2 separate regions of the Homo sapiens genome follow, and region 2 is linked to region 1. The links are chromatin loops, found by intact Hi-C in ENCODE. Cell type or tissue: PC-3. All regions are shown on one strand. Links, peaks and the distances in the headings refer to the core of each region. The heading gives the core; the rest is flanking DNA.

The links. A loop is a pair of places that touch in the nucleus more often than their neighbours do. Peaks named below come from ENCODE experiments on the same cell type or tissue, not always from the same donor. Only the 100,000 strongest peaks of a DNase experiment are listed, where the experiment ranks them.
Region 2: a loop joins it to region 1, with 6 times the contacts of the local background. A loop is called at or near these places in 1 of 110 quality-filtered maps.

The regions. Positions count from the first base shown.
Region 1 is chr10:33,556,224-33,561,605 of GRCh38, forward strand. No RefSeq gene overlaps it. Among named protein-coding and RNA genes, the nearest start is that of LINC02628, 42 kb to the right of the region's middle. In PC-3, for the core only: a CTCF peak has its summit at 2,949; a DNase peak (open chromatin) is centred at 3,008.
Region 2 is chr10:34,135,180-34,140,561 of GRCh38, forward strand. All of the region lies in intron 22 of PARD3 (par-3 family cell polarity regulator), which reads right to left. Among named protein-coding and RNA genes, the nearest start is that of LINC02629, 230 kb to the left of the region's middle. In PC-3, for the core only: no CTCF peak of the experiment used is centred there; a DNase peak (open chromatin) is centred at 2,972; H3K27ac peaks cover 2,286 bases.

The sequences.
Region 1 (5,382 bases), core at 252-5,251:
TGCAGTCACCTAATGAGTGGTCAGTAAATGTTAGGCAGGATTTTAATATTGGCCAATCTGTGTCAGGACATTGTAGCATAGCAGGCACAGTGTCATGCCTAAAATTAGAGTGACTCTTGAGGGTGAGAGGGAGCACCATTAATAATTTCACTGAGACAAGGGCAGAAAATGGGACAGCCCCAAACTTAGAGCCATCCTCACTCAAATCATGTCCTATTTCTTCAGCATGGGTCTTGCCTGCAGCTATCGGGAGGGTCCCCCTTTTCCAGTGAATGCTGCTTTCAGTGTGACCTCTCCCCTGGCTTAGATGGGCCTGATTCCTGATTGAGATCCATCTACTTGTCATCCGTCTTCCCTGGACCCCACCTAAAAAAGCAACAACTGTGACTGGCTCACAGGCTAGCCGGCTCAAACAGTACATTGTCCTGGAGCTGATGCAAAGGGCAAAATCATTCATGGTGTCTGGCCACTGGCTCCTTCCATCAAGATAAAGCCCTCTTCAGCGGGGAACTCTAGCCACGGAAGCACTCCTGGGCGCCCAAACACAGCCGCCCCTCTCATCAGCCCACAGCCGCGGTAGCACTTAGAGCCACAGATGACAAAGACCCTTCACAGAGGGGATCGATGACAGGGTGAGCGGAGGAGAGCTGGCAGGAACAAAGATCCTCTGGTGCTCAGAATCTGCTCTGTCCTCCAGGGAAAGGCAAGCGAACATTGTGCTGGTGATCATTTCTGCACCTGCCCGCCTGCCCCTCCCAAACACACACTCTCATTTTTTTTTTAAAGTCAGTTGTCACTAAGAAAAAAAAAATCTGCTGCAGCGAAGTTTTTTTTCATTCTCTGTGATAACCATGCCAAATGTAATGTTTATAAGGTGAAGAATGGAGGAAAAAAGACCTCTTTCTGACTATTCTCTCAGACAAATCCTTGGAAAAAGTAAAATTCTATCAAACCACTTTTTTAAAACTTGAAATTACTGGATTAGAAGAGAGTGTGTAAAATCTACTGCTTCATTTTCTTTTTTTTTTTTCCAGGAGGATAAGCATTCATAGCTTTTTTAGTCTACACATTGCATTTTTCCTCCCCATCTTCCCTGTTCCTGCAACTCAAAAATGAGAGTTAATAATGCCTGCCTCTCCTGCCTCTGAGGATTTTGTGAGGATGATAATAATAAAATAACATGAATACTCTGTGTTTCTGTGGTACTGTTTAGTTAATAAAGCACTTTCACTTCATCTTCCAACAACCCAGTGAGGTGGGTGATATGAGTTGCTGCACCTCAATGTGGGCTGAAAGCCTCACATGACACAAAACACCAGGCATCGTGCTCATTGATGGGGTCACTGTTAAAAATGATGATAATGAGTATCCACATTTTCAGCAGGACAGAATGGCTGGAATACTTCATAGGCTGCTCCAGGCATCCTCTACTACTGTATTTTTGCTTCCCAAAGAAGTGGGTGAATTGAGGTATGCTAGGGTTAGTTGTGGCAGGGTTGGGACAACAGCTCCATTTGTTATACCACGCCTCCTAGTGCCCGCCCTTTCTAAATCCTGTATCCCCTAGAAAGATTGTGAACTTATTCAGCTTAATTCTCTCCTACTCCAGTGAGCCCTCACTGCCTTCCACCTGTCTTGGTCACATCATTCCGTAGTCAAGAGTGTCTGTGGTCCATGAGACAGCATGGAAGCCCACCTCCAGCATCCCTCCGGAAAGCCAACATGGTACAATCTCTTGTTTCTGTGCAGCTTGGCACTTTGTCTCAGACGCAGGAGTCGGGCAGGAAGAACAAGGCCTTTTCAATCTCTGACTAAACTTCAGAAATTAAACTGCTGAAATTAAATGGATTTTTCAAAATGTCACTTGAGTTTTTGTTTGTTTGTTTGTTTCTTTTTGAGACGGAGTTTCACTCTTGTTGCCCAAGCCGGAGTGCAATGGCGTGATCTTGGCTCACTGCAACCTCCACCTCCCGGGTACAAGTGATTCTCCTTCCTCAGCCTCCTGAGTAGCTGGGATTACAGGCGCACGCCACCACGCCCAGCTAATTTTGTATTTTTAGTGGAGACGGGGTTTCTCCATGTTGGCCAGGCTGGTCTCAAACTCCTGACCTCAGATGATCTGCCCACCTCGGCCTCCCAAAGTACTGGGATTATAGGCGTGAGCCACGGCGCCTGGCCGCCACTTGAATTTTAGATGACATTTCCCACCTAGAATCCTACTCCTTCATTGATGACAGCCACCTTCTCCTTGGTCCAGTGTCACTGCTCTCTTTGGTCTCAGATGGTGTTTCCTTGGGGAGCCTTTGAGGAGTTCTCCGAGTTCTTCTGTGGGCAGCCACAGCACTTTGAGGTCACCCACCTGTAGCAGCGTCATCTCTTGTTTTCTCTGTTATCACTATCAGTTTTCAAGACGATGAGCTTCTTGAAGGCAAGAACTATGATGCCTTTATCTTTCCATTTAAGGCACCTAGTTCATGGTTAACAAGTATTTTTTAAATGAGTTGATAAGATGAATGAGTTAATCAAAGTGGCTTGGAGGAGAGAGAAAGTACTCGCCATCTGGGCTTGCATGGAGCACCTAGACTCATGGGGGATCTGTCAGATGACTGTACTCACCAGAATCACAGTGATTGGAGTTAATCCTGCACCCTCAAAGTTACCTCTGCTTCACTCTATCTTTACACTGCAAAAGCATCATCCATCAACCACCTATCAACCCACAAGTTTCAAAGATTATTTTACAAGGTGGTGGGGAGTATACGTGTGAATTTTTCATAAAGTTCTCATTTAAGGGAAAGATCAGAAAATAATGAGCTAAGTTTTTCTAACAGTCACCACTCTGGTTTCTTGAGGCCCTGAGCACGGAGCTAGGCACACTCTCTTTGCTGACTGGAGCTACTGACTTACGTGGACACCCAGGCTACTCAAATGCTGCAGTAGGGCAGAAGTGAACACCAGGCGGTCAGGACGCAGTGCAGTTGCTCTGGGATTCATCTCTGCCCCTCCCTCAGTCAGTGCCAAATATGAATGAATCATCTCCTGGCTTGGATAACCTGCATCTGCTGCAATGCATTGCTGGCACTCATCTTCTATCGCATTTCAGTTCCTTCAGACAAGTCCCACTTTGCATGATTGATCATTATTTTTACTTTCATGAGGTTTAGGTGGGTGGGATGAAAACCACAGCAAAACAGTATGGCAGGAAGTTCCCTTGCAAAAGATTCATGTATTACCTTTGGGTTATGGCTTCTTAAAACCCAAATTCTTAAGTGTTCTGAGGTTAAAAGCTTCCTATTTGCCACAAAGTTTAAGAATGATGATTTAGCTTGTGTTAGTTTACAAATGCAATTTTGCATTTGGCTGTCTTTAGATGAATTAGTCTTTAATTTTCACGGGGGAAGGTCACTATTAGAGAGATGGATTCTGGATTCCCGACAGAGCTCATTTGGGAAATGAAACTGAGGAATTCTGCTTAAGATACACAGTCTACCTCTTCTCCAGAAATGTTCTTGGTTGGGAGTGAGGTGAGAAGGGAACTGGCTGAGTGGTTCAGGTCTGGAAAGTGTGTTAGGTTGTTCTAGATCACTGAGGTAAATGGAGGAAAAATAAGGGTGTAGTAACAGCCTATAAACTTTTCCTTCGATTTCCTTTCTCCTTGTCTCCCAATAAGTAGATTAAAATAGGAAGGAATCCTGAATCTAATTAATCTCATCATAATATTTTAATTTTATAATTATAGCTACCATTTATCATTCAATAATAATGACTTATTATTTGTTAACCATACCATGTGTAGCCCAATGAGCTGGCCACTGTTATTACCCATATTTTACAGATGAGGAAACTGCTGCTCAGAGCTGCGATGTCACCTGCCTAAGGTCACACTACTTAACACATGGCAGAGCCAGCATCATAACTGAAACTGAGGTTCGTCGGATGCTGCAGTCAATGCTGTATGCACCTCTTTTCTATTTTCTTTCTTGTTTAGAGGATAAGAAGAAGGACATCCTCCGGTGTTAGAGGACCTGTTCTAAGTCACACATCTGGCTAGTGGCACTGCCGTGATAATCACCACGGTCTCTTGACCCAAGGCTCTCCCTCCACTGTGTATGGCCCTGTCACCATAGTACCCGACACGGAAACCATACAACCACATAGCTTCAATATTCTGAGACACTTCCAATTCCTTACAATCGTTTTCTTTTTGATAAGAATTATTTCTATTGTATACCTAAATAATGTGTTTTTATAGACTTCTCTTTGTTCTATCCACAAATTCACAACTTATTTCATAAGGTACTGCTTTTTAGATCATAGTTTTTAATTTTCAGTTGGGAAAAAATGGCCACTCTAAAGAGATGCCCCACATATAGCTTTGGAACAAGGGTGTGTGTGGCAATTAAGCTACCCTAAGTGTAATCTGAGTGGGCAGCGAATGGGAATTGAAGGGCTCTGAAAAGCTGATGTATTCCACCCCATCCATCCATTTCCCTGACTGAGGGTCTAAGATTCCTGATATTGAAGTCACTTCTTTGGGTGAAGGTATTGTATCACCAGTTACAACAGACATGTGATATTGCTTATTGTCTGTTTACCTCTTGCTTCAATGCATGGACTCCACAAGTTTTCTGGGAAGAGGTTAAAGTGAGGAGACCAAGGGAAGGCAAGTTTTGGCAGAAGTGGAATTCAGGAAAGAGTCAGGGCAGGAAAACTCAATACTAACAGTTATTTTAGATAGAAATAAGGCCCAAGGGGACACTTGGGGTTGAGGTTAGTCAATATAGGAAGAAAAGATTTTTGCCAAGTTAAAAAAAAATTATGATTCTCTTGCTAGCTAAGATACTTTCAAGAAATATTTAGGAATAGTTTGGGTAGTACATGGGTGACACAGTGCCACATATTCAAAGTAGAGAACCCAAGGAAACAGAGAAGGGTCCAAAAAGGTATATAAGGGGACTGAAAGACAAACTCACCCTGCTAACAAGTTCATGAAGTCCTGTCACTGACGCCTGGTTATGGTTCCTTGAAAGGGCAGCCTTGCCGTGGTGCCTGTCACACATGCCCCCAGTAGAGTTCAGATCAAATCATTCCCTCTGTGGGGATGGGGGTGGGGACATTGACACCCTGAACCTCTGAGTCTGTACAGCACAATCAGCCCCCTGGGTCCCAGCTTTCTTCCTCATGTGCAAAGCAGGTGTGTCCCCATGGTGTCCTGCAACTCTCTCTCCATCGCTTCCCCTGCCATGGCACATGCTGCCCAGTGCGTACCTAGAAGGGCTGGTGGGCACTCAGATGGGGGAAGGTGAAGAAAGGTCATGGGTGCCACCATATTCCAGTGACCACATCGGCCACCACCACCTCTGCCCTTCACCTGAGATTCAA
Region 2 (5,382 bases), core at 70-5,069, 580 kb after region 1:
GATGCTGAGAGGAACAGAGAGATACTTTCTGTATAAAACATCCACACAGACAGCTATAAGACAGTTTTAGTCCAATACCAACACTCAGCCTCCACCAACACATTGGCTTTGTACCCAACTGGAACTTAATTTCACGTTCTAACTAAATGAAGAGGGTTTGCTTTTGGTTCAGTAATGATCTGGGTTTTGGTTTTTGTTGTTTTTTCCTGACAGGTTTAAGGAAGGGTACCTAGGATCACACACTACAGAGATTCCTAGCCCAGCGTGCACAGAACTATGTGACCCTGAATTATATGGAACGTCCATAATTACTACGGGGATTGCAGTCTTTGATGTCAGAGGCAGACCATGCGGTGTACAAGGCTTCTACATCTTCAAATTGGATACTACTATGTGCTTCCTGAATGTGGCTAAGGATACCCATTCAGGCTAAAAGGAGCAATGAGCCTATCTGCAGGGAATCACTGAAGCCTGCCCCGCACCTGTGCCCCACAGGCAAGCCAACTCAACCACTTCCTTAGGTACGATGAGAGGGAACAGAAACCTTACAACAGCGGTTCTCATCTATATGCACTGTGTATATGAGAACCATTCAAAGAGCTTGTTAAAAAAATACTGATTGCCAAGGCTTGCCTTGAGAAATTCTGAGTCAGTCTAGTGCAGGGCCCAAGAACTTACACGTATATGAATTCAGAACATACTGCAGGTATATGGACAACACTCTGAAGATAATGCCTGCAGTTAGTAGACTACTGCCATGAAGGGATGCTGGCCTGGTGTTGCTTCTTATTTAAGAGAAGCTAGAAAGACAGCTTTCTCTCCCAAATTTAAAATGTTCACTTACTTTACTTTTGAAATTCTAGGTAAGCCAAATAACAATTTTGTCCATTGTTGGCTAGCCTGTAACCACTGGTTCACATTCTGCAGACGCTGCCTATTTTATCTGTCGCTTCTCCAGGCTATTTACTTTCATTGCACCAAAATAATAAGGCTGGTGGTGCTCTAGTAACAGTCCCCCAAAATATGTTAAAACTGATAACCAGGCACTGTCCAGATAGTCTTGTTTCTCCTAAACTGTCCCCTCCTTCCCAGCTGCCTAAGCCTGAACCTGGGTATCCTTCCTTGCAGGCTTGAAGTCTCACCTATCTATTCAGAGCAGTATATGCTGAAAGAGAGGAGTTTGTGATGTGACTGATTAATTCTTCATGGATTAAAAATGCTTTAACATTTGCATTTTTAATTATGCAAAAGGAATCTGGAAACCTGGAAGAGAGTAGTTTTAAGATCCAGAATTCAATGGAAAGGAGAAGTAACCACTCTTTTTTTAAAGTAAGGTGGTCTCGGTATACACTATGCTTCCCATAGCAGGGGGGAGAAAAGGAAGAGAGAAGGTAGACAGGAGGAGGAAATGAATTGTGGCAGGCTCTCCACATTGTTCAGAAGGCAGAGATGATTATAAACTCTGGTACAGGAGAAGAAAAGCTGCCAAAGAAGAGAGGAAAATACAGTCGCTCAGGTTTTTCTTTCTTTAATACCCTCTTCTTTCCCTTCCATCTTTCCAAATTCTACCAGTAAGTCTAAGACATCAATCCACTTCCTTGCAGCCTTTCCTCACTACTCCAGCCCATGTTCATCTCTTCCTTTCAGTTCACCTGTAATTGTCCCCTGACCCAAATACTGACTTACAGAGTTTACCAGAATCGGCATGTGTATGGGCTTTTCTCTCTTAGGTTTGTGCCTTCATCATAGCCATTCAACATGTACATATCTTGTATGTCACTTCCCTGTGGCAGAACAAATTGATCAGCAAATATTTGTGATGGATGGATTTAAGGTGGCCCTAATGTCCACACCTTCTGGGGTTCACACCTTTATGCACTCCTCTACCCTTGAATGTGGACAGAACCCACACTTGCTTTTTTTAAGATTTAATTTGATTTTAAGTGCCAGGATACATGTGCAGGATGTGCAGGTTTGTTACCTAGCTAAACGTGTGTCATGGTGGTTTGCTGTGCACTTGCTTCTAACCAATGAGAAATGCAGCAGGGATCACGCAGTGTTTGTGGTTACAATCGTGGTGTCCCTCTTTATGCCTCTGTCTCTCTCCTTGCTGGTACTGAAGTCGCAAGGAGCCAAGAATCCCACAGCTGCATGGAACACAATGCTGTCAACAATGACGGAAGCAGGGAAGCTGATATTTCCCTAGTAGAAGCCTCTGTGTGAGAACCCAGTCTGGCTGACTCCTTGATTGCACCCCGAGGGAGACCCTGAGCAGAGGATCCAGCTCAGTCATGCTGGAACTCCAGGCCCACAGACACGGTGATATAATCAATATGTGTTGTTTTAAGCTGCAAAGTTTGTGTTACTTTGTTTTGTAGCAAAAGAAAACGAACACTCCATTGTTGTTGGCCTTGGCCATGTGACTTGTTTTGGCCAACAGGATGTTTGTGGATGTGACACAAAAGGAGTTTGAAACTGATTGTATGCTGGGTGTATTCTTTGTGCTCCTGACTTCTACCATAACAAGAACATGCCCACAGTCTAAGAGACACATGGAGTGAATATGAATCCAACCTGCAGCTTATAAGTCAAGCCCAGTGGAGCCTGGCCTAGATCAGCCAACCCCTAGCCTCTCTGTAGATGTCTGAGCAAAAAATCAATGCTTGTTATTAGAGGCCACTAGGTTAGGCAATTTGCTATGTGACAGCACTGCAGCAATAAACGTTCTAGACCTCCCTCCTCAGACCGCCCCCACACCAATACTACCACCCCATCACTTTAAACAGCATTATGGGGGCTGTACATTCTTGTTAAATTCAAGGAAATAAAGTATGGATGGATTTAAGGTGGCCCTAATGTCCTAGAAACACATAGGCCCTGCCCACAAGTGGAACCAAACAAATGGTGCTTGTTGCAAAAGCATGTTGTTAGAAGAGTGGAATCAAAGACAGGCATCACATTTTACGAGCGAGTTTTACCATGATCATTCATAGAATTAGTCACTGCAAAGTTCTGGTCTCTGGGAAAAATTGCACAAAGTAAATACTATTGCAGAAGATGTAACTGAAAAATGCTCACTGCCAGATCTTAATACATGAAACCAATCAAATGTGCTTTCCAGTGAATACCAGTCTATAGTCAAGAATGTCCCATGGAAATCTATTCAATTGCTTAGGGTGATACCTTTTGTCGACCTCCCCGCTACTGCACCCAAAACACCTCACTAGGGCTCTGTGATCTCTGAAAGTCAGCCTCCTGAGAGACCAAGGCAAGAATGTGAGTGCTTTCCTGGAGCCTGGTGAAAATATACCTGCCAACCAGGTGATTCGGTAAAACTGAACTCAAGGGCTCATTACTGGTTTCTCTTTCTGGCAGAGATTGATGACCTGCTGGGATCTGGGTCAAACACACAACTCACAAAAAGGTAATCCCTGTTAACATTTGATTTACTTAGTTTGCCAAGAGCTCAGGACTTAAAAGATGCCCCTTCAAATCCACTACTTACAAAAGCACAGGTACATGGTAAAGATTTTTTGTTAACCATATCAGCTTATATCATTTGGCCATTTTCTTTTTGCTATCTACTTCTCAGCCCTAGCAATTTACTTTTTGGCCTATGTACAAAATTCTATTCCAAATGCTAGTGAATTTCACACCTGCACTTGGCATCCAATTACTGCAGATGAAAAAGGAACATTATTCTTTTCCCAATTAAAAAAAAATTCAAAAAGTTAATTTCCAAATTGTATCAACAATCCTGGAAATAATGCAATACCACACTCCAAAAAAAAAAAAGAAAAAAGCTTTTTCCTATTGATACATTTCTATCACTCAGACAGTTTTCCCATGTACACATCACAGGGCAGAAAAAAATTCTATAGTTCTGCTAGCTGCCAAGCTCTCTGCTTAAGAAAATCTTTTCTCTTTCACCAGCCAGCATTCAAAGTCCTACAACTTAAGAAACATCATCATGGTCTGCATCTCAGCACACATAGAAAGGAGAAGATAGTAGGTTAAAGCTTCTAAGACTCAATTCACTTATACTCAAAGATCCTATTTTCTTCAACCCTGACTTTTCCAAGCCTTGATGATGTCCTTGGGTAACAACTCAATCTTCACAGGAGGTTCTTGCACTTCAGTCCCCTCATTTAAGAAAAATTTATCTCTTTACTAACTTCCTTCATAGTTCCACAAATGGAAGAACTCAAGATCCAGCCCATTAGTAAAAAACCCACTTTCCAAGAACATTGTTTCATCTTCACTGGAGAAAAATGAGAGCACTTTTTCCTTCCTTGCCCAATTACTAATTCTTCTTGTATCCTGGGAAAAAAATAATCTGGGTTATTTTACTTGTACCAATGGTTAAGTCCAAACTTCAGCTATTTCATGGATGTCATTTAAAGCAGACACCAGGACTGGAGTAGGCAAAAAGTGACTCCGGGAGAAACAGATGTAGGGCAGACCTGTCATGAAGCCGTAGTAACAGGCAGCCAGCAGTGACCACCAGCGTCTCAGATCATTAAGCAATGTCTTACTGTGATGTCATCCATGGATGTACAGAGTTGTAATCCTTTCAAAACAGACAGACTGTCAGCATGACAAAGTGGATACAAACAAGTTCTTGAACTGGGATGACTAAAGCATTGGGGGGATAAATGTCACTGAACTAAAAAGGGATCCTATGATACAGAACTACCAGATATTGACACCATTCAGAGAGGCAGGTAAACAACCTGCTTCCCACTTAGATATTTTTCTATACTGATTAGCAATTCCATAAAATATGCCTGATCTCTAGATAAATAGTTCTAATCTACAGATGTCAGAACTGAGTTCTTAATTGCTGTAAATTAGTGAGCAAACACAGGTTTCTCATTAAACCCATTACACCCCGTGTGTTAAAATGGAACACTTGTCATTTGCTTTTGTTTTTCGTTGTTTTTTTTTTAGAATATTTTTCTCCTGGCTCTCAAATCAGGAGCATTCTTGATAAAATCCTAGATAAAAACATTGAAGCAGAGAGACATGGTCAGGATATGTGTGGCAGGTTCCTGCCCCTTGAAGTGTTTCTTCTTGGAGAAAAAACCTTTAAATGGCAATGGATTTGTCTAAATTTTAATGATGAGCAGTATTATGCCTTTATCTTTGCTTTCTTAAGAAATAGTAAATTGATGTCACCCCCTGTGAAAGCGTTTGCACGTTCTCCCACGGTACCTGTTCAAAGCACACGGTGTGCCTCCTGTCACCTGTATCACCTGTACAGTTTGTGAAAAAGTATTAATCGCTAAATTAAGAGAGAAGGGAAAGAACAGACTAAAATGTCACAGAAAAGCAAACTGTGAACTTTCAAATTAGTTAAGCATGAGGCCAAGCTGGCTAAAA